Regions from separate parts of the Mus musculus genome. Here regions 2, 3, 4 and 5 are each linked to region 1. The links are chromatin loops, found by intact Hi-C in ENCODE. Cell type or tissue: heart. All regions are shown on one strand. Region 1 overlaps Akap1 (A kinase (PRKA) anchor protein 1). Region 2 holds the start of Coil (coilin). Region 3 overlaps Scpep1os (serine carboxypeptidase 1, opposite strand). Region 4 overlaps Scpep1 (serine carboxypeptidase 1). Region 5 holds the start of Scpep1 (serine carboxypeptidase 1).

The links. A loop is a pair of places that touch in the nucleus more often than their neighbours do. Peaks named below come from ENCODE experiments on the same cell type or tissue, not always from the same donor. Only the 100,000 strongest peaks of a DNase experiment are listed, where the experiment ranks them.
Region 2: it touches region 1 in a loop (11-fold over the local background); 4 of 42 quality-filtered maps call a loop at or near these places.
Region 3: a loop joins it to region 1, with 5 times the contacts of the local background. A loop is called at or near these places in 7 of 42 quality-filtered maps.
Region 4: a loop joins it to region 1, with 2.9 times the contacts of the local background. A loop is called at or near these places in 5 of 42 quality-filtered maps.
Region 5: it touches region 1 in a loop (7-fold over the local background); 15 of 42 quality-filtered maps call a loop at or near these places.

What each region holds. Positions count from the first base shown.
Region 1 is chr11:88,846,386-88,851,385 of GRCm38, reverse strand. The region is part of intron 1 of Akap1 (A kinase (PRKA) anchor protein 1); the gene reads left to right. Among named protein-coding and RNA genes, the nearest start is that of 4930556N13Rik, 2.7 kb to the left of the region's middle. In heart, CTCF peaks have their summits at 1,375 and 2,603 (motif pointing left); DNase peaks (open chromatin) are centred at 255, 1,422, 1,855 and 2,545; H3K27ac peaks cover 3,247 bases.
Region 2 is chr11:88,971,421-88,976,420 of GRCm38, reverse strand. Coil (coilin) reads right to left here and starts at 2,486. Exons shown (of 7, transcript NM_016706.2): 1 at 2,219-2,486. The coding sequence starts at 2,472. It also overlaps the pseudogene 2210409E12Rik. In heart, CTCF peaks have their summits at 2,358 and 2,565; a DNase peak (open chromatin) is centred at 2,490; H3K4me3 peaks cover 1,382 bases; H3K27ac peaks cover 1,053 bases.
Region 3 is chr11:88,906,357-88,911,356 of GRCm38, reverse strand. It overlaps Scpep1os (serine carboxypeptidase 1, opposite strand), which reads right to left. Exons shown (of 5, transcript NR_045955.1): 2 at 4,689-4,883. Among named protein-coding and RNA genes, the nearest start is that of Scpep1os, 2.9 kb to the right of the region's middle. In heart, a CTCF peak has its summit at 2,662 (motif pointing left); DNase peaks (open chromatin) are centred at 1,496, 1,806 and 2,636.
Region 4 is chr11:88,936,188-88,941,187 of GRCm38, reverse strand. It overlaps Scpep1 (serine carboxypeptidase 1), which reads left to right. Exons shown (of 13, transcript NM_029023.3): 7 at 4,137-4,174. Among named protein-coding and RNA genes, the nearest start is that of Scpep1, 17 kb to the left of the region's middle. In heart, a CTCF peak has its summit at 2,220 (motif pointing right); no DNase peak of the experiment used is centred here.
Region 5 is chr11:88,952,566-88,957,565 of GRCm38, reverse strand. Scpep1 (serine carboxypeptidase 1) reads left to right here and starts at 2,124. Exons shown (of 13, transcript NM_029023.3): 1 at 2,124-2,272. The coding sequence starts at 2,197. In heart, a CTCF peak has its summit at 2,059 (motif pointing right); a DNase peak (open chromatin) is centred at 2,115; H3K4me3 peaks cover 1,416 bases; H3K27ac peaks cover 1,529 bases.

The DNA.
Region 1 (5,000 bases):
CACCATCACCCCCAGAACTGCACTCTGCCAGCAAGGTTGGTGCTAGGCAGGACCTCTCATGTCCTGGGATTTTCTGGGGAAACCTTCTAGTACTTGCTGTCACCCAAGCTGTCGCCACCAGCGTGTGGATATTTAAACTGACTTTACATAAGACTAGACATTGAGGTTTTTCAGTCGCATTTGTCATACTTCAGTGCTCAGTAACCTCCTATGGCTAAGTGCCTGACTGCCAGTGTTGGCCAGAAATCACATGGGGATCGCCGCAGTCAGCCGTTACCTCTGGTGATCTGCCCCACTTGACGAGACTGCCAGGCCTTCTCGCCAGTTCTTTAGGTCAGCTCCTAGGACACCTTCAGGCTCTGCCCAGGGACTTTGCTCCCCTCTCCTACCCTTAAAAACATCAGAACCATAAAAAGGTCACCTCTCCCCTGTATCTGTAGCAGCCTATAGAAATCCTTGCCTTAAAGATTAGCTTATTTTTATTTTATGTGTATGAGATGAGCTTTTGCCTGAATATATATGTATGAGCACTGCATGTGTGCCTGGTACCTAGGCAGGCCAGAAAGGGGGGGGGTCATCTCCTGGAACTGATGGCTATACACTTCCTTATGTGTCCTGGGAAATGAACCCATGTCCTCTGGAAGAGCAGAAGTACCCTTCACTACTGAGCCATCTCTCCAGTCCTTTTTTTTTTTTTTTTTTTTTTTTTTTTTTTTTTGGTTTTTCCAGACAGGGTTTCTCTGTGCAGCCCTGGCTGTCCTGGAACTCACTCTGTAGACCAGGCTGGCCTCGAACTCAGAAATTCACCTGCCTCTGCCTCCCGAGTGCTGGGATTAAAGGCGTGTGCCACCACGCCCGGCTCATCTATCCAGTCCTAATCCAGATCTTTGAAAAAGTTTTTCTGGGCTCCACCGAGACTTGTGTAGGTGTGTGTGTGTGTGTGTGTGTGTGTGAGAGAGAGAGAGAGAGAGAGAGAGAGAGAGAGAGAGAGAGAGAGAGAGAGAGAGAGAGAGAGAGAGAGAGAGAGTGAGAGTGTCTCCGAGATAGTCTTCTGGTAGATCATCTGCTCCTTAGGAGCAGCAGAGCTGAGAGCTCAGAAACCGCTGTGGACAGAAACTAGAGGCTCTTTCTCTCGCTGCCAGGCAGGGAACCACAATTGTATGTTCTTCTTTCCTTAACTCACACGCCAAGGAACTTCCTATGGAGGCCAGCAAGGCTGCATCTGTTCTCCACACAGAAGTACAGGAGAGCCTGCAGGACTGCTGGGCTTGGCTCTGATCGCCTGCCCAGGGGAAGACCCTTGAAGGGAAGGCACATTTATCAAGAGCGAGCTGTGCTTTGCTCTGGAGGTGGAGTGGCTGGGGCACACACTCCCCCAGTGGTCATACCTGGGATAATGGGGGAATGTTCTAGTTCTGACAGAGAGGGTGTGTGAACAGCTGTCCAGAACACATCCTCCCCCTATCAGGGCCAAGCCTAGAGTGGACTTGGGCTCTTGGCCTCTAAGCTGTTGTTTTTATGATTGACTTTCCTGTCAATTACATGCAGCCCTTTTTCCCAGTAACTGCAGCCAAAACTGATTTAGTCACTAGGACCAACACTGTTTTGTGCCATCCCGGGGATTATTTTCTTGTTTAGAAGGCTCTAGACTTGGGTTACAGGTTTGTCAGCTGGTTGGGGAGTTGAGGCCATTACTTCTCCAGAGGGCCTTCTGAGAAGCCACAGGTACTTGTAGAAAGAGAAGGGATCCTTCTAGAACCTGGAGTGAACAGATGCATGCAAAGGGCTGCCTGATGTAGCACGTGCCTGCTTTCTGCTCTGTGTGACCGCTTGGCTGCCAGCCAGTGTGCATCTATTCCTGGGCAAACGGACCTGCTAAAAATACGCAGGCAGGAGTTTAATTCCAGCAGATTCAAAATAGCTGAGTGTCCTCCTCACCAGCCTGGGGCAGGGCTCCGAAGTATCCTTGTGTGGGGTTTTCCCCGATTGCAGGCAGCCTGCTTCTGGGGACCAGAAACTGGTCTCGGAAGAGTTTCTGGTTAGCATGTGGGTATAGAGTGCTGGGGCCTTTGGGACCTGTAGTGTTCGGTCCACTCACAACTTGGGAAGTTCAAGTTTAAAAACCAAGTGTTTAGGACAAAGAGCAACTAGCTAGCTTTGCCGGGGAGCAAAGGTAGTGGGAAGCCCTTGTGAGGATGAAGGGTGTGTGTATGTATGTATGTGTGTGTGTGTGTGCAGGTTCGGACACAGCAGGTTGGTGCATCATTTCCCACCTCTACTGACCTGTCAGACCATTTAAGTCTGGGGTGGGGTTGCTGACATGAGACTGCCTGGGGTGAGGAAGAAGTGGGCTATTTGTTTCCTGGATGGTAGGAAGTAGAGTGGGGTGGAGAGGCATCAGGTGCCTCGGAGAGCCCCCGTGGGTGCCCCTTGGCACCGGATCCCTTAAGATGATGACACTCCTAGGCCTGGTGCATTGCATTCAAATCCTTTGTGTTCCCTGTAGCTGCTGGTCCGGGGCTGCCCTCTGGGGAGAGAATAGCTGCTGCCTCTAATCTCACCCATTGTCTTGGAAGCAGGGGACAAACAAATCCTGCCCTCTACAGGGCTGTTGGGGAACTCCCTCACTCAGACCTTGGCTTTGTCTGGAAACAGTCCTGGAAAGAGGGGCTTTGTCCTGAGCCGCCTCAGTAGTGGGTCTTTAGACCCAGCTCAGATTGGGCTGTGGAGCAGTGGGCACTGAGTCTCTTCTAGGTTCCTTGTGTTGGCTGGTCCCAGGTTAGCAGTGTTCATCACCCCCTAGGAGGCTGATTGGCACAAGACAGGAAGTCTGTCTGGGAAATGTCACTACCACTGTTTCCTTCTTCAACTGACGAAGCCTCTACAACAGACTGATTTGCACTGAGTAGGGGTGAGACTTGGAGTCCCAGTCTCTGGGGAACAAATTAACAGGGAGGCTTAGGTAGACAGTGGTGGTGATAAGCCGGGATATATGCTCAGAGTGGCAGGACTGCTGGTTCTTCTCAGGGTTGTGTCTGAGCTTTGGGTGGGACAGCTGGTGAAGTGGTGGGAGGAGGCCATTGGCTTGGTGGGCCTGGGCCTCGGGACATTGCGGATTGGCCAGGTACTGGACTAAAGCAGACTAGAGAGCATGCTGTTGGGATGCTTCAGGGGTTTGGGGAGATAGAGTGGGGTGATCTGTAACTGAGGTAGAGGGTGGGACTGTGGGCGTTGGTTTAGTTTCAAAGGGCAGAATTGCTCACAGCTGAACTGGAAGCCATTTTTGTTTTAGGTACCAAGCTATCCATCACACACATGACTGTGGTCGTGGCCCTAGCATATTAGAAGGGATAGCTGCTCTCTGTTGGAGAGATTGTGGGTTGTTTGTGTTTTTGTTTTTATGTATCCCATTCTACCAACTCTTTTTTTTCCCCCCTGAGTCCAGAGGACTTCTATAGTTCTCTAGGAATCACAAATTTGAGTCTTGCTGGGGAAGGGATTTTCAAGTTAGTAAGGAGTCAGACAGAAATTTATGGCCACTTCCTGTAATCTTTTGCCTGCTGGGCAGTGCTTTCCCGACTCTAGGCTGTGGGTTCCTGCCCTGTTCCAGGCATGCGGACTTACTCCTTAACGGTCTCAAGTTGCTTTTGTTCTTTTCTGTGGATGGCACTGAGCACAGACCCAGTGAGTCTCACTGATTCTGTTGCTGTGTATAGGATGCTGCAGATGAGAGGTTCTCAAACCTGGCTGAATACCTGGGTTTAAAACAAGCCACGCCTGGTGTTAAATCTTGCCCCTTGGGTTCTGATTTAATTGGTTTGAGGGCCACGTTGGCCTTGGGCTCAGGAAAGCTTCCTCAGCATCTGGGTGGTGACTCACGCTCATAACCCAGTGCCAATCACTGTATTTGAGAGGCTGAAGCAAGAGAACTTAAAGTTCAAGGCCAGCCTGGGTTGCCAGTAAAACAAAATAATCTTCCTCGGTGAGGGGGCTGGCGAGGTGGCTCAGTGGTTAGGGACACTTGCTGCTCTTGTCTGAGGCCTGAGTTTGATTCCTGGCACCCACAGGTGACTCAACCAGCCAGAAGTCCAGTTCCAAGGGATCTGATGCCTCCTGACCTCTGAGGGCACGTATACTACATATATTCTGGCAAAACAGAGGTGAATCTTAAGAAAATGCTTCCTTGGTGATCTATGTAGATCCAAGTTGGAAAACTACAACTGTAAGGCAGCTCTCTGATTATAGATAGAATCTACTAAAAGACCACTCTAGTGATTTAAGCGTTCATATTTGACTATGCGAAATCAATTTGCAGAAACTGCCCTTTTCCCCCAGCCGAGGGCTTAGTCCAAGTCAAGTCTCCCCATATGGCTTTCGGTTTCTTCACTACAGTGTTTTCTGTCAGTGCACAATATCTGTGACACTGGTACATCCTCGGCGTGCCGACTGTACAAGTGTATTTACCAGCCATTGCTCTGAAAAAGGCTCATCCTAACTTTGTTTCAAACGATAACCTTGGTGGGGGTTCTTAGGCGCCTTTGCCTAGGCACAGTTATTTTTGCTTTTGTGGAATTGCCGGATCATAGGGCAGGCGTCAGGTTTCCTGGGCTGTTACTCTGAAAGGGTAGCATGGGACACCGCCTTCCTGACTCAGTTGCGTCTTCCCCATGGACTGGTCGCCTGGTAGTAGGTCGGCTGCCAGGCTCCCATTCCTCAGCTGCACTACGTTGAGTTATGTAGTCACTGGAGTAGTGAAGAATGGGTAGGTTGAGAATGAAGACGCTGGAGATCCTGCTTGAATCCGAAGCCACAGGTAGCATCATGAAAGGTTTCTACCTTCCACAGGGTGTCTACAAAGCACCCGATCCCTGGCCACTGCTCATAGCCATCTTGCTTCTCTGCCTTTGGATATTAGTGAAGGATGTCCGTCTTCACAGCTGCAAGGGCTTTCTGGAATGACCTCCTCTGTCTACGCTCCTGTCATGCCGTTCATTTTGGGG
Region 2 (5,000 bases), 130 kb before region 1:
TCCTATGGTCTACACCATTTACCACCAGGGCTAGCTGCAACCCAGCTCTCTATCTCCCTGGACTGAGCCCAGGGCCTCAGGCATCCTAGCCAGGAAGGCACTCATTCACTTACTGAGTGACATTCTCAGGCCCACAGAGGTAATGTCTTTCCAGGCCCAATTGTCCAGTTGAGGCATTTAGGAGAAACCTCCCTGTCATCTGCTGCAATTACTGCTTGTAACCGTTGTTTCACCGTTGTTTTTTACATCATTACAAGAGTGTAATTCATGGGTGATTCATTAATTTAAGTAGTAACTGTAGCCAGCAGCAAGCTATTAAGTCATTAGGCAGGGTACCTTTCAGGGAGTGAATTTAACAGGTGGGGGACACAGCCCTCTCTCTTGTTTAAATAGCCTTTAAAGGGCACTGGGGAATGAGCTTACTTCTGTCAGTAAGAGGGGAAAAGAGGCTTGGCTGCCTGGAGTCAGCAGCAGGCAGACCTCCAAAGCTCAAGGCCAGCCTCCTCGTCTACACTAAGAGAACTTGCCTCAAAAAAGAAAGGGAGCGAGAGAAAGGGGAGGAGTTGGAGAAGGTGGAAGAAGAGGGGAAGGGAAGGGAGAGAAGGGGAGGGGAAGAGAGGAGAGAAGAGAGGAGGAGAGGTTTGAAATTTGGACTATTTCAAGTTGCCACCTGAAGCAGAATGATTAACAAATCATAGTATTCCTGACTTAAGTATTCCTGATGCAAAGATATGGTCAGTGTTTCTAATTAATTTCCCTGATGTTCTGAAGAAATTTTGCAAATGTGGCACTCTCGACAGAAAGCAACACTAAACAAAGGCAAGCAAGAAATAGCCTGCTTTATAATTCCATTTTTTTGGGTTTTTTTTTTTTTTTTTTTTTTGGTTTTTCGAGACATGGTTTCTCTGTATAGCCCTGGCTGTCCTGGAACTCACTTTGTAGACCAGGCTGGCCTCGAACTCAGAAATCCACCTGCCTCTGCCTCCCAAGTGCTGGGATTAAAGGCGTGCACCACCACGCCAGGCCTATAATTCCAAATTTAACTCACCGCAGCGGAAGCTTAGAGGTGTGGTTGGAAGTGGTGGGACCATAGACTATATCAGTATGTATGCCAACTGGTATGACCAATCGCATCAGCCCGCCATCTGAGACAACTAAGCCACCTGCCAACTAGTCACACTGTAGTCGCTCCTGGATACTCACTTCAGTGACAACGATTAAATTCTCCTTCTTGTTGTTTTGAGACAGGTTTCTCTACCCAGCCCTCACGAGGGTGGCTTCAAATTCAGAGATCTGCCTGCCTCTGCCTTCTGAGAGTTAGGATACAAGGTGTACGCCACCTCCACTCGGGCCTCTCTCTCTCTCTCTCTCTCTCTCTCTCTCTGTCTCACATTTGTTTCTTTTGTTTTCCAAGACAGGGTTTCTCTGTGTAGCCCTGGCTGTCCTGGAACTCACTCTGCAGACTAGGCTGACCTCAAACTCAGAAATCCACCTGCCTCTGCCTCCCGACTACTGAGAGTAAAGGCGAGCGCCACCACGCCCAGCCTGATTTTACCTTTTTTCTTTTTTAAACAGCTCTCACATATGCCAGGCTGACCTATGTAGCCAAGGATACTTTGAACTCCTGATCCTCCTGTCTGTCTTCACCTCCTCAGTGCAGGGATTCCTGGTTAGCCAGCTGGGAATCAAATCTAGGGCTTTGAGATGCAAGCAGTCAAGCTACTGAAACACACAGCCTTCTGTGTGACACGTGAAACGCATTCCGATACCAATTGGATGGGACCCAATGACACCTGAATGAGACACAGAAATCCACCAGAAGTGGACACTGCCAAGGCGCTAAGGTGGGCCATTCCATACATTACTCAGAAAACATCTCTGCTTCCTGCCTGCAAGTGCAGCCCAGAGAAGGCGGGTCTGTGGCATATTTGCGCCATGCACACTGCACACAGAGCCTGGCAGAGTGAGTACTGGCCCTGCTCTTGAGCACCGGAGCTGCTCCAAGTTTAGTCCCCCTGAAATGAGAAGCGTCCCGGGGAACCCGGGGAAGGATGCTCCATCCTGGGCTGGACCACTCAGGATCTCGCGAACCTGCCTTTCCGCAGCTGGCTAGCTCGCTACCCGGATCCTGCATCCTGCGGTCCAGCAAGCGCCCCCCACCCGCACCCGCACCCCGAGCCGCGCGCCCCCACCCCCACCCCCGCGCGCTCCCGCGCACCTGAGGCTGTCGTTGTCTCTCACCAGGCGCGCGCTCTCGGCAGGGGGCAGCAGCCCCCCTTCCAGATAGAGGCCCAGGAGCGCCCCGGAACTGAAGCCGAAGCGCTGGCGGATGAGACTGATGAGATCCGTGACAACTCGACATCTGTTCAGGTCCACCAGAAGCCAGAAGACCGTGCAGTGTGGAGTGGCCGGCGGCGGGTAGTCAAATTGAAGCCGTAGCCTAACCGTCTCGGAGGCTGCCATCTTGCTCATGCTCGACGGAAGCCGAGAGGTTCCAAGGGCTTTCGCAGCGGCGTGGTCCGGCGGCCCGCCCCCAGCAGCAGCTAGCGTGCGCCGCCTGGGGGCGCAAGTAGGTCTGTAAGGCTCCCCTCGCGAGCTCCCCATTCTTTCTCAGGGCTGAACATACATGCAAGTTGACTGTCAGGATAGCTGCTACGATATCGGTTCGTGTAATTAAACAGAAACAAACCAAAAATCTATAAAATTAATAAGCAGCAAGCCTGACTCGAACCCCTGTAATAGGTTTTTACTTTTCTACCAAAAAGGTCAGGAAAGCACCAAATTGTGGTGCGTGTCCAAGCAGAAAATGAGACATTCTCGTGATGCGAGACTTAAAGTTCTCATAAGACTGTTTAAAACTCACACACACACGTCCTTGGGGGCCTCAGGGAGTTCAGTGTGTCCTCTGTCCCTGACCAGATCAAGTGCTTTCCTCATCTTGAGGCAGAACAGTATTCTGAAAGTGTTGACGGTCCAGAGAGTCAGAAAGCTAAATAAATAGGAAGATTTTCTTTAAAAGATTTATTTATTATATATAAGTTACACTGTAGTTGTCTTCAGACACTCCAGGTGGTGCCTAGGTACCCAGAGAAGACACTCAGGAACCACACCATTCACTCCAGAGCCTGCTGTTCCCGACCAGTCCTGCCTGTAGCAGGCCCTATCATCCCAGAGGGAATCATCCCCTACGGACGCCCTGTTCTAGCTTTGTTCCTTTCTCCTCAGGGATGGCTGCTGCTGGCTGCTGGCTGCTGGCCACCTCCAGTCGAGAGGTAGAATACAGTATGACGCGAGAGCAGTATTTGTGCTTTTAGGGTTATTTAATATTTATTTTAAAAGACAGCCAATTTATTTATTTATTTTCAACTAGAGAATGGGTCTCTAGGTCTCTAGGAATTGGCTGTGGGGCCCTCACTGCACATCTTGTTCCTTAGCACTGTTTCCAGAATCCTTCCTCACGTCTGGAAGAGGTGGAGGAAAAGATTAGGGGTGGATCTCCAGGCCTTCAAAGACATCTCCTGTTCTGAAGGCCAGGCCCACTGTGGCTGGGGTCTCTGGCCTTGCTACCTGAAAAGTGAAGCCACATTCCCTCAGAGTTTTCATCTCATCAAGGAGCTGGTTGTCCTTGAACAGCAGCTGCTCCTCAGGAGGCCTCTTCATGATGCCCTCAATGATGCGCTTGAGCTCCCACACCGTGCTTGACTCCTTGGCATCAGTGAAGATGGTGGTCTTCTTGTGTCGGATCACAAGAAACACAAACAACCCTGTGTCTGCTTGTGACTCCATGCACCTCACTGGACCTGAGAAGTGTCAACAACAGACTTTAAGTCTTTTCATTGCTCTGGGGCTGAGTTTCTCTGACCCTGACAGGAAAGGCTGGTTTCAATTGGATATCTGCACCTGCAGGAGGCCTCTTAGGGTGTTGTTAATCTGAATTCATTAGTCTAATGCTGGTCTTTGCCCCACCTTATGCATATTGCAGAGGGCTGAGGCCTTCTGGATTATTTCTAGGAATAAACAAAACAGATTCTAGGAACACCTACCCTATAATCCCTTTCCAAATGCCCTTGCTTACCACAGTTAAGACATCTGACAGTTTGATTTTTTTTCTTAAGACTTTTAGAATTTACTATCAGATTAGCATCATAAATGTGAGATCCAATATCTCTAATCTATTCTATTGGTGCTGATGGTGCCTAATCATCCTTTTGCATTCTGAACTAGCGTTTTCAAAAGCCAAGGATTCAATTAATATTTTTCTGACTTCTCTTTACAACTGAAGTCAATCTTTGCAAAAATCAGGGAAGGCTGCTTTGGGGCCTTGTGTATTTTAAGGAAAAGACTCACACCTTTCTTGGTTCTTCAACCTCATCTCAAGCATTAAAAAGCTGCTAAATGACATAGCATCAAAATGTGATCATCAAATTCAAGCTGCCTTTCTAAATCTTTGTTGTTGTTGTTGTTGTTTGTTGTTGTTTTGTTTTGTTTTTTCAAGACAGGGTTTCTCTGTGTAGCCCTGGCTGTCCTGGAACTCACTTTGTAGACCAGGCTGGCCTCGAACTCAGAAATCCTCCTGCCTCTGCCTCGAGAGTGCTGGAATTAAAGGCGTGCGCCACCATGCCAGGCTGAGGTTGGTTTTCTAATAAGCTTGAGCCAGCCCCTTTCAGTTTCATCATGTGACTGGCAGAGTGGCAAGTTCTTTCCTAAATTCCTCAATCTGTGTCTCACTGGTTTTCCTAGGTCTTTCTAAGGGTTTTTTAAATTTCTGAAGTCTGTGTCCAAGTATTTTTCTTATTCTCCTTTTCAGTCTAATTTTCCTGCTTCTGCTTGGATCTTATCAATCCAGTGTTTTTTGAGCAGGTACAGAAAGCCATGATGGCTATTAAGAATATAGTATAAGGGGCTGGAGAAATGGCTCAGCAGTTGAGAGCACTGACTGCTCTTCCAAAGGTCCTGATTTCAAATCCCAGCAACCACATGGTGGCTCACAACCATTCGGA
Region 3 (5,000 bases), 60 kb before region 1:
GGCCTATTTGCTCTTATTAAAAGGAAAGGGGGAGATGTTGGGAGCCGCCCCCACATTCGCCGTCACAAGATGGCGCTGACATCCTGTGTTCTAAGTGGTAAACAAATAATCTGCGCATGTGCCAAGGGTATTTTATGACTACTTGTACTCTGCCTTTCCCGTGAACGTCAGCTCGGCCATGGGCTGCAGCCAATCAGGGAGTGATGCGTCCTAGGCGAAATATAACTCTCCTAAATAGGGAAGGGGTTTCGGTTTTATTATTGAAGGGGCTTTCGTTTTTGGGGCTGGGCGCTGGGCGCTTGCCCTCCTGGCTCCAAAAGATGTAAGCAATAAAGTTTTGCCGCAGAAGATTCTGGTTTGTTGCGTCTTTCCTGGCCGGGCGCGTGAGAACGCTATTAAGAATGATAGTGATGGAAATCAAGCAGGTCAGCACGTGTCTGTAATTCTGTTACTAGGGTGATGGAGACTGGAACATTCCTAGGACTTGATACAACAGTCACTTTAGCTGAATCTGTGAGCTCTGGGTTCCTTGAGAGATCCTGCTCACACTGAGGTAGGTAAAGAGTCAGCGACGCAGCTCAGTGGTCAGTAAAGGCATCTACCACCGAGACGGATGACCCAAGTTCAATCCCCAGAACCTGCACGGTGGAAACAGAGTGTCCGCTGCCCTTCACCTGCATGCTGTGGCACACACACACACACACACACACACACACACGCACACACGCACACACACACACACGCACGCACGCACGCGCACACACACACACACACACCTCTCAAAAAAAAATTTAAATAAGGCAGGACGCAATCAACAAAGATACCCAATGTTAAGCTGAGGTCTCCACATGCACACAAGTGCAGGTGCATAACCCCCACTCCATACAAATACAAGTGCAGGTGCACCCACATATACAAGCACATACAACCATAGCGGGTGGAGGGGGATTGCACAGCTCTTCCCAGAGCCAGCATGACTGGGAGGACGCATGCCCAGCAGTGCCAGCATTCCACCACTGTATAAGAAGCTTTGGCTACATTCACCTGTGTGTAGGCTAAGGAAACGCCTGAAGTTCTAATTCCTTTTCAGGTTGGAGAGTTCCCTTCTAGAGCAATCGTCTCTAATAGGGCGATGACGTCCATACTCTTTTTTTTTTTTTTCCAGAGCTGAGGACCGAACCCAGGGCCTTGTGCTTGCTAGGCAAGCGCTCTACCACTGAGCTAAATCCCCAACCCCAACGTCTATACTCTTTGGGGGCAGAAAAGTCACGAATGTCACTTCGGTTTAATAGCTCTGTCTAAAGCCCCTGCAGCATGACATCCCATTTTGTTCTACCAGGTTAATTTGTCACCTTGCGTTCTTTCTTTAAACACCACCTGCCTGTTGCCGTAGCCCCTGGGAGCTGCCTTTTTTCCTGGCTCACTTTCCCTTTAAGGGTTGGAGCGGTTCAGCTGGCTAAGACTCAAGTGCCCTCTGGACGACTTGGCACAAGGTGAGGATTTTCCAACTTGGGAGAGAAAGAATGTTTGCCGGCGAAGGCTCTTCAAGGTAATTGCTCTCCTGGAATTGGTGCTGCTGCCTTCTGCAGCCTTTGGGGACAAATCCTTCTTGCTCCTGAAGGGGAGAAAACCACAGATGGGCAAACAGGGCTCTGGGATGAGACCTTTGAAACTAGTAACCTCTGGAGAGGAGGAAAGGGGGGGAAAGGCCAGTCCAGACAAAGGCACTGAACCACTGTTTGCCCCTGAGCAGCACTGGGCTGTGCTAACCCCATGGCCACAGAGGTCTTGAGGAAGAGTACTGGAGCAAGAGACCCACACTTCTGTGGAGAAAATGCATGGACTAAAAAATCCCACCCGGGCAGGGTGGTGGGTGGTACATGCCTTTAATTCCAGCACGTGGGAGGCAGAGGCAGGGGGATCTCTGTGAGTTTCAGGTCTACAGAGGGAGTTCCAGGCCAGCCAGGGATACATGGAGAAAAATTGTCTTGAAAAACCAAAGGGCTGGAGAGATGGCTCAGCAGTTAAGAGCACTGACTGCTCTTCCAGAGGTCCTGAGTTCAATTCCCAGCAACAACATGGTGGCTCACAACCATCCGTAATGAGATCTGATGTCCTTTTCACAACAGTGTGTCTGAAGGACACCCAAACCAACCCAAAATCCCACACTGGGGCTTCATGGAAAAACCAGGGTACAGGATGAGGAAGTATAGCAGCTAACAAGCTACAGTTCCCAGAGGTGTTCTGTGTGGGGGAGGAAAAGAAAGAAACAAAAGTCAGGTCTGAGCCACTTCCTTGCACTGAAGTGGAGCTAAGAGAGAGCTGGTGGGACAGCTTAGTCAGTAAAATGCTGGCCATTCAAGCATGAAGACCTGAGTCCAATCCCAGAACCATTTTTAAAAAAGCCAGACCTGACTGCACGTGTTACAGTCTCAATGCAGGAGAGGTAATGGCAGACAGCTCCCTGGGACTTGCTGGCCAGCCAACCTACCCTACTTAGTGCACTCTGGACCAATGTGAAACCCTGTATCAGAAAACTAGGTTTGGGACAGAGAGATTGCTCCAAAGTTAAGAGCACTTAAAGTTAAGAGTCTTTCATGGAACCAGAGTTCATTCAGTTTCCACTGGCTTGTATGTGCCTTAGGCTTAAGGGGATCTGCTGCCCTCTTCTGGCACCCACAGGTACACACATACATGTATGTACACCCATACATGGAGAGAGAGAGGGTGGGAGAGGGGGAGGGAGGGAGGGAGGGAAGGAGGAAGAGAGTCCATATAAATAGCTAAAACCAGAAAAACCAAGGTGACAGGTGATCCTGAGGAATAACACCTGATGTCATTTTCTTAGCGTCATTATGTGTGTACCTACAGTACAACCACATGAACACCCACACACATATATATGAACACGCAGGGAGTGCCAAGCAAACAGAGATAGGAGCTGGAGAGGTGGCTCAGTAGTTAAGAGCAAACACTGTTCTTCTAGGGGACCTGAGTTCTAACACACTGGGTAGCTTACATCTCCAGTTGCTCCTCCAGCTCTAGAGAATCCGATGCCCTCGTCTTGCCTCCGTAAACACTTTCATTCGCATGCACACACCCAAACACAAACATACACATGTAGGTAATTTATTTATTTATTTATTTATTTATTTATTTATTTATTTATTTATTATATGTAAGTACGCTGTAGCTGTCTTCAGACAGCACCAGAAGAGGGCATTAGATCTCATTACGGGTGGTTGCGAGCCACCATGAGGTTGCTGGGATTTGAACTTCGGACCTTTGCTCTTACCCACTGAGCCATCTCACCAGCCCCGGTAAGTTTTTAAAAAATATTTTTAATGGAGGGAGTGGGTTGAAAAGAAGCACAAACATGATATTGAAGTGTTTGAATTATAATAACAAATAAAATATTTTTAAAGTGCTTTCTTATTTGTTTGTTTATTATGTTGAGGATCAAACTCAGGGTCTAGTGTATACTGGTAAATGTTCTACCACTGAGCGCTCTCTCTTTCTCTCTCTTTCTCTCTCTCTCTCTCCCTCTCTCTCTCTCTCTGCCGGATGTCCCACCTTCTATTTCCTGCTTCAGCTAATAGGCACCATTAGCTTTTCATTGACTGCCGATGCTTCTACACAGCACACATAAGAGATCCTGTCTCGAAAAAAACCAAAAAAAAAAAAAAAAGAGAGAGATCCTGTCTACAACTATGAAGCCAGTGATGACCTTGAACTCCTGAGGACCCAGGCATGCAGCATCCTTCCTGGCTTGAAGCCGCTGTTTCCTGGCCCTTTCCTAAATCTGCTGTGGACACCTCGACCCAGTTTTTCTAGTTTCCCACTGCTGTGGTGTCGATGAGGGCATTCCTCCTAGAAAACAGAGCCTCAGTGCTGGCTTCTGCCTCCTGGTGATGTGGGGTAGGAAGCAAGAGGAAGTATAACACTCCAGTGGGGTGGCCATCTCAAGGAGAAGACAGCTATAGTTCTCTGGGGGCTACTGTGTGTGTAGGCTTGAAGCTGAGCTGAGGAGGAGCCCTTAATAAACAGGCCTACGGTGAGACATGAATAGGCCACTTGGCCCCAAAACTCAGGTTCTCTTTCTTTCTGTATTTATTTATTTATTTATTTATTTATTTTGGTTTTTTGAGACAGGGTTTCTCTGTATAGCCCTGGCTGTTCTGGAACTCACTTTGTAGACCAGGCTGGCCTCGAACTCAGAAATCCGCTTGCCTCTGCCTCCCGAGTACTGGGATTAATGTTTTTATTTTTTAATTTAATTTACCATCAGTGTAGGGGTGATACCTGTGTGTGCATGTGTCATATAGCCTGCACATGTAGATCAGAGGACAACTTGCAATAATTGGTTCTCCTCTTCCACCACGTAGATTCCTAGGATCAAATTCAGATCCTCAGGTCTATGTGGCAATTGCTTTTTCCACTGAGCCATTTTAAAGGCCCTTGTTATTTTTTTTTTTCTCCTGCCTCTGCCTCCTGGGTGCTGGGAGCAAAGGCATGAGCCACCCATGCCCTAAGGCCTCTCAATTCTTAATTATCTGTCCTTCCTCCTACTCTGGGTTCTGGAATGGCTATGTTCATTCATGCCCAGGCAGCTAGCTCCTGATTCTGGAAAGAATGGAGAACAGGGGGTAAGACATGAGGTTTGAGCAGATTCTGCGAGGTTATGGTACCTTTTGAAAAAGTAGTCTTGGACTGGCGAGATGGCTCAGCGGGTAAGAGCACTGACTGCTCTTCCGAAGGTCCTGAGTTCAAATCCCGGAAACCACATGGTGGCTCACAACCACCCATAATGAGATCTGACGCCCTCTTCTGGTGTGTCTGAAGTCAGCTACAGGGAGCGGAGTTGACCGGAGCAAGCAGAGGTCCTAAAATTCAAATTCCCAATAACCACATGAAAGCTCACAACCACCTGTATAGCTACAGTGCACTCACATACATAAAATAAATAAATAAATCTTAAAAAAAAAAAAAGAAATAAAAAG
Region 4 (5,000 bases), 90 kb before region 1:
GCCATCCAGGTCCTGCTTGCTGGGCCAGGGTGTATGTGAGTACTACTTATAAGAGCCTGGGTGACTCTTGTAAACCTGGGCACTGAAAAGTCCCATGTTTACTGATTTGGGGGTTTTTTTTTTTTTTTTGGTTTTTCAAGACAGGGTTTCTCTGTATAGCCCTGGCTGCCCTGGAACTTACTTTGTAGACCAGGTTGGCCTCGAACTCAGAAATCTACCTGCCTCTGCCTCCCGAGTGCTGGGATTAAAGGCGTGTACCACCACGCCCGGCCCATGTTTACCAATTTAAAATTTTTTTTTTTTTTTTTTTTTTTTTTTTTTGTGAGAGGGTCTCTCAACATAGCCCTGGCTATCCTGCAACTTATGTAGACCAGGCTGGACTCACAAGAGATCCTGCTGCCTCTGAAGTGCTGGGATTAGAGGGGTGCCCCACCACACTCCAGCCCAGGCAATATTTAAAAATGAGTGTTGATGTTAGTGATGACAGAGAGAGAGGGGCGGAGGGAGGAGAGAGAGTCATGGTTCATATGTAGAGGTCAGGGGACAACTAGGTGGAGTTGATTTTTTTTTTCTATATTTTTGTGGGATCTAAGAGTTTGAACCATCCTGCTGGGCTCCCAGGCAATCTCTAACCTCTTATATTTTAATATTTCTAAGATTATGTATAGTGGGGCAGGGTGTAGTGGGCTTGGAATCTAAAGGAAGTATCTTGCCAAGGTCTTATGGTCTCCTTTCCGCCTTTGATTGCTCTATTATCATGGACCTAGCTATCTGCTGAATAGTTCAGTTTATTTTGTTGCCTTGACAACATTTCAAGGTCTCCTATAAATCACCACAGTCACTATGCTCTGTGGTGTTGATCATGTCAAGCCAGAGAGAAACAGCCATCCCTCAGGGCTATAATATTCAGATAAAAGAGGAGAACAGGGCTAGAGAGATGGTTCAGTGGTTAAGATTGCTCTAACAGAGGTCCTGAGTTCAATTCCCAGCAACCACATGGTGGCTCACAACCATCTTAAATGGGATCTGATGCCCTCTTTCAGTATTCGATACAGCTACAGTGTACTGGCATATATAAAATAAATAAGTCTTTAAAAAAAAAAGGAGGCCAGCAGAAGTTTCTGGATTCTTGAAGAAGCTGTCACAGAAAGCATCCATTTACCCCAAGAGCATCCAAGAGACATGGGGGATGAAACATCTTTGCCACAGCCTCTGCCATCAGGCTGAGTCCTCTGAAGGGATTTTCCTAGCAAAGGAATCCAAGTTTGCCACAGGAGATGCTCCGGACACTCCTGTGGATGATGAAATACACCCCACACAGTGCGAGTAGCCTCATAAAGAGGAGCCCCAGTTCTGTATGAGTCAGCACAGGGTGTCACCAGCTCCCCGACTCCGCAGTGTCCTGATACTGGAAGAGCATCTGCAGTGAGCTTCCCATCTGTGCCTCCTGCTGCTGCTGCTGCTGCTGCTGCTGCTAGTGGTGGTGGTGGTGGTGGTGGTGGTGGTGGTGGTTGTAAGGCAAGGTTGGCACCAGGCCTTGCAGCTCTGAGGTCTGCATTTTTGTAATGCTTTGGGAACACAGACAGGAGCAGTCTATCTTGCTCATAATCAGGGTGTGGCTTCAAGCATCACTGATCTGATCACCTTGGCCAGGTTAACTCTCTTGGGTTCCCTCAACCGCAGCAACCACAGCCATTTAGAGTTGTGTAGGTTTTATTGGGAACTGTTCTGAGTACTAAGGACTTAAAAAGGTTTTGTCATGTATATGTTGGGGACAGTGGAGCAAAACGTGCCTGATGGATGCATGAAATGTATTATTACATGTGTGCAAGTGGTACATGTGCCCATGCATGCATGCATGCATGCATAAGCCAGAAGAGAACATCTCCCTCTATCACTTTATCTACCTTATGCCTCTAAAGAAATTCTTTTGAGATTTTATTTATTTTCATTTCATATATTTGGGTGTTTGACTACATGTATGTCTATGTACCATGTACATACACACAATGTCCTTTGGGGCCAGAAGAAGGCCTCAGTCCTCTGTTTCGGGCGGTTGTGAACACCTGATCTGGGTGCTGGGAATCAAACTTGGTCCTTTGGAAAAACAGCAAGTAACTTTTAATTACTGAGCTACCATTCCCCCAGGCCCCCACATTATTTTATTTTAAGATTTATTATGTATACATCATTTTGCCTGCATGTATGCCTGCAGGCCAGAAGAGGGCACCAGATCTCATTATAGATGGTTATGATATGTGGTTGTTGGGATTTGAACTCAGGACCTCTGGAAGAACAGCCAGTGCTCTTAACCACTAAGCTGTCTCTCCAACCCAACTTACTTACTTTCTTTTTAAAGATTTATTTATTTATTTTATGTATATAAGTGTTCTATCTACATGTATACCTGCATGCCAGAAGAGGGCATCAGATCACATTATATATGGTTGTGAGCCATTATATTGTTGCTGGGAATTAAACTCAGGACCTCTGGAAGAGCTACCGAGCCATGTCTCCAGTTCTTACAACATTACTATTACTATTATTATTATTATTATTATTTAAGGATTTCTTTAAAATTTATTTATGTGAGTACACCATTACTGTCCTCAGACACACCAGAAGGGGGCATCAGATCCCATTGCTGTGGTTGTGAGCCACTGTATGGTTGCTGGGAACTGAACTCAGGGCCTTCGGAAGAGCAGTCAGTGCTCCTAATCACTGAGCCATTTCTCCAGCCCCAGCAACATTATTACTTTTTTCTTTTTCTCCTCCCCCCCACCCCCAGACAGGGTTTCTCTGTGTAGCTCTGGCTGTCCTGGAACTCACTCTGTAGACCAGGCTGGCCTTGAACTCAGAAATCCGCCTGCCTCTGCCTCGAAAGTGCTAGGATTAAAGGCGTGGGCCACCACCGCCCAGCCACATTATTTCTTAAGATAGGGTGTCTCCCTAAACCTGGAACTATGTTGGTAGCCAGTAAGCCCAACAGTTCCTGTCTCTGCCCCTTACAGTGCTGGGATTGTAGGCACATGCAACCAAGCCAGACTTTGTATGTGGGTTTGGGAATTTGAATTCCAATCCCCATGCTTGTGAGGCAAGCAGTCTTACCTGCTGAGTCATCTCACCAACCCCCATGTTTGGATATTTGTCTGTAGCGTCCCCATCCTCTGGTCATGAGATGCCAGTAGGATCACTCAATGTGACAACAAGAAATGTCTTCAGACATTCTTTTGGGGACTAAATGGCTCCTGGGGCTCCTTGTTGGAGGGTTCTAAGCAGCAGAGTGACACTTGATAGGTCCTTGATACTTTGTTGGCACACTTCAGTAGCTTGTATCTAGTGGATATGTGGTACCAGTAGCTGTAGACTTGTCCCAGCAGTTCACAGCTTACTGTGTTCCCAGAAGGTAATCCCCTCTCCCTGCCCCCCTTTCTTTGTGTGTGCCTTTTTTTTTTTTAACTGTTTTTCTGTGTGGCCTTGGCCATCCTGGAATTCACTCTATAGACCAGGGTGGCCTCAGACTCAGACCCACCTTCCTCTGCCTCCGAGGTACTGGGATTAAAGGCCTGCACTGCTACGCCTGGCTGTCTTACAAATCCCTTGGAGCTGTTTGTTTCTCTTAGCACCTTTTGTAGTTTCCCAGTGTATAGAGTTTGCAGAGTACAAATGAGCTGATTGGTGGGTAGCCTCAGGCACAGGAGTTAGAGTCATGTTAGTTTTTCTACAGCATGTATGGTGGAAGACGCAAGTGCCTCCGCCCTGGAGGAGCAAATAGATTGCAGAGGCAGTGAGGGTGGGGAAATTTTTGATGCTGTCAGGAACCTAGAAGGCTGCAGAGACAATCAAGCCTCACCGGATGGCTCTGTGGTGTGTCAGGTGGATCTCTGCCCAGGACGCCCTGCTAGGCAGAATCGAATCAGGTCAACGTGCCACTGGACATTAGAATTGGCAGGAAGAACATCTTCCAACCCCTGAGATGTCAGCCATTCCTGCTTGGACACTAGGGTTCTCTGGAGTGTTTCCCCTCAAAGTCACTGGGTTTCTTGCTCCTGCCCCTTTGTGCTTAGAAGGGAAGCCATTGTGGGGTAGTCTTTTGGAAAGACATAGCTAATTTGTATCCATCTGGTTTTCTTTAGATTCAGTGCTGTCCTGGGGACCTTACCTGTATAGTATGGTAAGTAGCCTGGGTCCTGCCCTCTGCAGTCTCCCTGGGAAACAGCCCTGCTGACTTCTCAGGTCTCCGGAGAGAGTGTATTACTTACTATTGCTGTGAGCTGACAGCCACTGAAGGGCAGAAGGATTTGTTTGGCTTATAGTTTGAGAGGGTGTGGTCTGTGGCAGCAGGGATGGGAGGCTGCTTGCTTGTGTCTGGGTGGAGCGGGGAGCAGAGAGAGGAATGATGGCCCTCACTGGACATTCCTTTCCCCTTTCTATTCAGTCTGAGACCCTGGTCGATGGTTGTCCATAGGCACACCCAGAGTGGGGCCTCTCTGATGCCCCAGGGATTTCTTTTGAAAAATTGTGTGTTGTGTGTGTGGTGGTGGTGGTGGTGGTGGTGGCGGTGGTGGCGGCGGCGGCGGCGGCGGCGGTGGCGGCGGTGGCGGCGGTGGTGGCGGTGGTGGTGGTGGTGGTGGTGGTGGTGGTGGCGGCGGTGGTGGCGGCAGCGGTGGCGGTGGCGAATCAAATCCTCACACATGCAAAGCAAGCACTGCCAGCTGAGCTTATGTCATGTGCTCCTTCCGTCTTGAGGCAGAATCTCAAATGGCCTGTAGCTTCTTGTCTACTCTTATCAATTGAGCTACAGCCCCAGCCCCCTAACCTGTGTAGACCAGGATGACCTAAAACTCACAGAGATCCACCTGCCTCTGTCTCCACTCCAGCCCAATACACAATCTTGAATTCTGATACCTTTTGAGTACCCCTCCCCCAAAGCTGAAAGGTTGTGGTAAACCTTCATGGGCCTGCTCACTTGATTCATTTAAGGGTGTGCTCTGCTTCTC
Region 5 (5,000 bases), 110 kb before region 1:
TTATTATGAAAAAATCCAAACATAGAAAATTTGAACTTTTTTGCTGCAAAACACTCTGTGGCTCATAGTCTACCACTAATATCAAACTACAATACTTTATTTTTATCTATTCATGTATTCATTCTTTCTCTTGAGATGGAGGTCTTGCTCTGCAGCCCAGGTTAGAGAAAAACCTCATGGAAATTCTTTAGCTGCAGGCTTCTGAGAACAAGGCACATAGTACAGCCTCTGGTGGTTAAGTGTGTTTGGCTCTGATCATAAAGAACATGGAAAGCTGGGCGTGGTGGCGCATGCCTTTAATCCCAGCACTCGGCAGGCAGAGGCAGGCGGATTTCTGAGTTCGAGGCCAGCCTGGTCTACAGAGTGAGTTCCAGGACAGCCAGGGCTATATAGAGAAACCCAGTCTTGAAAAAAAAAACAAAAAACAAAAAACAAAAACAAAACCAAAAAAAAGGCTAGATTTTTCAGGCATTTGGCCCCACTCATGTTGGAGCAGGAGAAAAGTAGACAGCAGACTCCCACTTCTCTGCAGCCCTGCCCTCAGTGGCAACGTAGGACACAGGATACGCACTACACTTTCTAGAAGCTATAAAATCTACAGGTTGCAAAGAAAAACATTTCTGCTGATGCATAGGAGGCATGGGGGAGGATAAAAACCTGAGTCAGGGACACATTCTTTGTTCTTGCTTTCTTTTGTGAGTTTGTTATCTTAAAACAAAGTTTGCAGAGACAAAAGTCACTTCCAGGTAGCTCTTGCTGTTGCTTGGCTCTGTGAGGTGACTCAGTACCCCTAAAATATTCCGTAAAATAAAAATTTATCTTCAGACAGACATATCATACACACACACCTCTGCAGTCCATGTTTTCTTCAAATTCCTCTCCACAAGCCCTTGATACCTTCTTTTAAATAACTGCTTTGAAGATAGTATATCACACACAGTGATGTTGACCATGCTATCAAGAGAGAAAAAGTCCACTTTTTTTTTGCTGTGTTTAAAATACATAACCAAAAGTTATAGGATCTATATAGTAATTTTTTATGAATTACTAGTATATTAATGACACATGTGATTTGATAATAATATTTTCGATTCACTTTATCTATGTGAGCGTTTTGCCTGCAGGCTTATATATGCATCATATGTATGCTTGAGGAAGTGCCAGATCCCCTGGATCATGAGATGTGGAGTTCTGAATCTGTACGCCACCATGTGGGTCTTGGGAACCAAACTTGGGTCCTTTGGAAGAGCAACAATGCCCTTAACCCCTGAGCCACCACTTCAAAGTAATGGGTTTCTGAAAATAGAATCTAGACTCTTTCTTTCTCTCTTCTTTTCTTTCTTTCTTTCTTTCTTTCTTTCTCTCTCTCTCTCTCTCTCTCTCTCTCTCTCTCTCTCTTTTTCTTTCTTTCTTTCTGTTTTTTTTTTTTTTTTTTTTTTTTTTTTTTTTTGAGACAGGGTTTCTCTGTGTAGCCCTGGCTGTCCTTGAACTCACTCTGTAAACCAGGCTGGCTTGGAACTCAGAAATCCACCTGACTTTGCCTCCCAAGAGCTGAAATTAAAGGTGTGCGCCACCACTGCCCAGCTCTAGTCTTAAAAGACCTGCTGGTTCGTGCTTTAATCTGACTTCATCTTTTCAGATGCAATTTTTTAAAATTCTAGGCCTGAGACTATGGAGATGGCTCAGTAATTTAAGAGCACTTGTTGGTTTTCCAGAGGACTCAAATTCAGTTCCCAGCATCTGCACCGGCCACTCAAAAAGCCCTGTAACCCTAGCTCCAGAGAAACCCACTCCTTCTGCATAAACCCACACATGTGGCATATACATTCATACACACATATGCACATAAAATAATAAAAACAAGTCTTAAAAGATAAAACATAAGCCTTTTGTCGGAGAAGACAAACACGGGCCGGGCTGAGGGGATGGTGGTTATCCAGTTGTAGTTTTCTCAATTCTTCCCTACTTAGTAACCAAGGTCAGATGACATATTAACTGCCTCCTTTGTAGCACCTCCCTCGAGAGCCCTTTGTAGGAGGTCCTGGGTGGGTCCGACCGGCAGAGGGAGCGCGGAATCCTTAGGAGTGTCAGGGCCCACTTAGGCTCCGCCCCTGACTCCGCCCAGTCCCCGCGCAAGCCGTCACGCGATGGCCTTTGGCTCCTGCCTGTTGCTGATGTTGCGGCGGGGTTTTCATCATGGAGCTCTCGCGGCGGATCTGTCTCGTGCGACTGTGGCTGCTGCTCCTATCGTTCTTACTGGGCTTCAGCGCGGGTAGGTTCGTGAGAAAGACGCACCAACGGTGGGTGCCTCCTTCTCGAATTTGTTGATGCGTTCGCGTTTTTCTTTTTCTTTTTTTTAAAACACATTTCTTTCTCCCGCTTCTTCCCTTGAGAAATTTATATTGTTTCTGAACCTCTTAATTTTTATTTGTGTCTTAATTCAAAGTGCCTTTTCCTGCCCCTTCCTGATGCAGGGTGATTCCTGGAGATGGAAGTGTTTGTACAGAAACGTATGGTTTCAGGAAATTGCTGATGAGTGAGACTTCACGGTCTAAAGGCCACCTCCCCTTTCTCCTGTGGTTAGCTGCCTAGTGACGTTTTAGGGTCATTTGATTGAGCTGAGATTGGAGGCCAAAGAGACCTCTACAAATCCTTGCTTTGAAACAAAGCCTGCCACCTCTGCTGGTTTAGAAGAGACAAAATATCAGCTGACTGCTCTGGCCTATTTTTGGGCAAAAAAGAATTTTGTTTTGTGGAATGACTTGCAAATTGGCACATTTTCTTTCTTTCTTTTCTTCTCGTTTTTTTCCTTTTTTTCTTTTTGTTTGTTTTTCCAGACAGGTTTTTTTCTGTGTAGCCTTGGCTGTCCTGGAACTCTCTCCATAGACTAGGCTGGCCTCGGACTCTTACCTACCAAGTGTCTGGATTAACTCTCACTTTATTAAAGGAAAAAAATATATTTTGTCTTGCCTCCATGTCTGTCTGTGTACTACTTGTATGCCTGGTGCTCTGAGAAGTCAGAAGAGGGCTTTGGATCTCAGGAAAGCGAAGGTACAGAAGTTGTGAGCTGCCATGTGAATTCTGGGAATTAAACCCAGGTCCTCTGGAAGAGCAAGACAGTGAGAAAGTGATCTTACCAGCTGAGCCATCTTTCCAGCCTTTTAATTTAATTTCTTTCTTTCTTTCTTTCTTTTTTAATTTGTTTTGTGAGTGTCAAAGGGTGTGTGTGTGTGTGTGTAGTCAGAGGACAACACGGAGAAGTCAGTTTTTCTATGATGTAGCTCCCTGTGACTGAACTAAGGGTGCCAGGCTTGGTGGCCACTGTCTTTTATCTCCTGAGTCATCTCACCACCCCTGATTTTCAGTCTTTTTTTTTTTTTCAAAGATTTATTTATTTTATGTATATGAGTACACTGTAGCTGTGCAGATAGTTGTGAGCCATCGTGTGGTTGTTGGGAATTGAACTCAGGACCTCTGCTCGCTCCATCCAGCCCTGTTCACCCCATCCCAAAGATTTATTTATTATTATATGTAAGTACACTGTAGCTGTCTTTAGACACGCCAGAAGAGGGTGTCAGATCTCATTACAGATGGTTGTGAGCCATCACTTTCAGCACTTGGGACTTGAACTCAGGACCTCTGGAAGAGCAGTCAGTGCGCTTAACCACTGAGCCACCTCTTCAGCCCCACCCCTTATGTTTTAACAGGAGTTTGTACCAGGGAAGGGAGAAAAACACCAGGGTTTACATTATGAGGGACTTGAGCCTTATCAGTCATTTCCAAGGGAACTCTAATTTCATGTTATTTTATAGATACAGCCACACCCGTAATTTTTCAGCCTGTTTTTCCTTAGATGCATCCCCACCCTGACATTGCGTACATGTGTGCATGTGTGTGTGTGTGTGTATAGATATGGAGGTCAGAAGAGAACCCCATGTGTTGACCCTCAGGAATTATCTACCTTCTTTTTTGAAAGACAATAATTTTCTCTGGTCTGCAACACCAAGTAGGCCAGACTGGCTGACCAGAAAGCCCCAGAATTCCCCTGCCTCCAGCCCTGGGATATTGAGCACAAACACAGCTAGAGATGGAGCTATGGCCTGTATGCCTCCGAGGTGAACACTCTATTGTCTGACCTGTTTTCTCAGTTTCACTCTTTGGTTTTCTTAATCTTCTTTCTCCTTCTATTTTTTTTTTCCATAAGTATTTTTTTTTTAAGATAGGGTTTCTTGTCCCCCCAGCTGGCCTGAAACTCACTGTGTGCTGAGGCTGGACGTGGACTCCTGATCCTCACTCCCTAGTCCCACGCTCACCCACCCCACTCCCCATGCCATCCACACACTTTGGCTGGGACTTGAACCCAGGGCTTGGCACAAGTCAGGCCAGATTCCACACCTGAGCTTTGCTCTCAGCCATTTTCTTTTACTGCTGGTCTTACTGTGTTGTGTTGTGTTGTGTTGTGATGTGTGTGTGTGTTAGTTGTGTGGTTTTATTTATTTATTTTTTATATGTAAGTACACTGTAGCTGTCTTCAGACACACCAGAAGAGGTAGTCAGATCTCGTTATGGATGGTTGTGAGCCACCATGTGGTTGGGATTTGAACTCAGGACCTTTGGAAGAGCAGTCTTACCTGCTGAGCCATCTCACCAGCCCCTAGTTGTGTGGTTTTGATATAGGGTCTCTCTATATAGCCCTGGCAGACCTATAACTCACTTCATAGACCGAACTGGCCCCACTGAACTCACAGATATCCATTTGCCTCTGCTTCTTAAGTTCTGGGATTAGAGAGGTGCACAAACACGCCCTACTGACTTCTCTTTGTGTGTATATCTTTCTTTTCCTTATGAGCACAATATACTGAGGTAGATGGATTACCTAAAGCATCAAGCACTGTCTGAATGGCCTGAGTGGCCATCTCCAACCTCCCCACGTGTTGTCCCCCATGAGTTCTCCACCTCATCTTTCCCACCTTGGAATGCCTCAGGGAGTAACACTGACC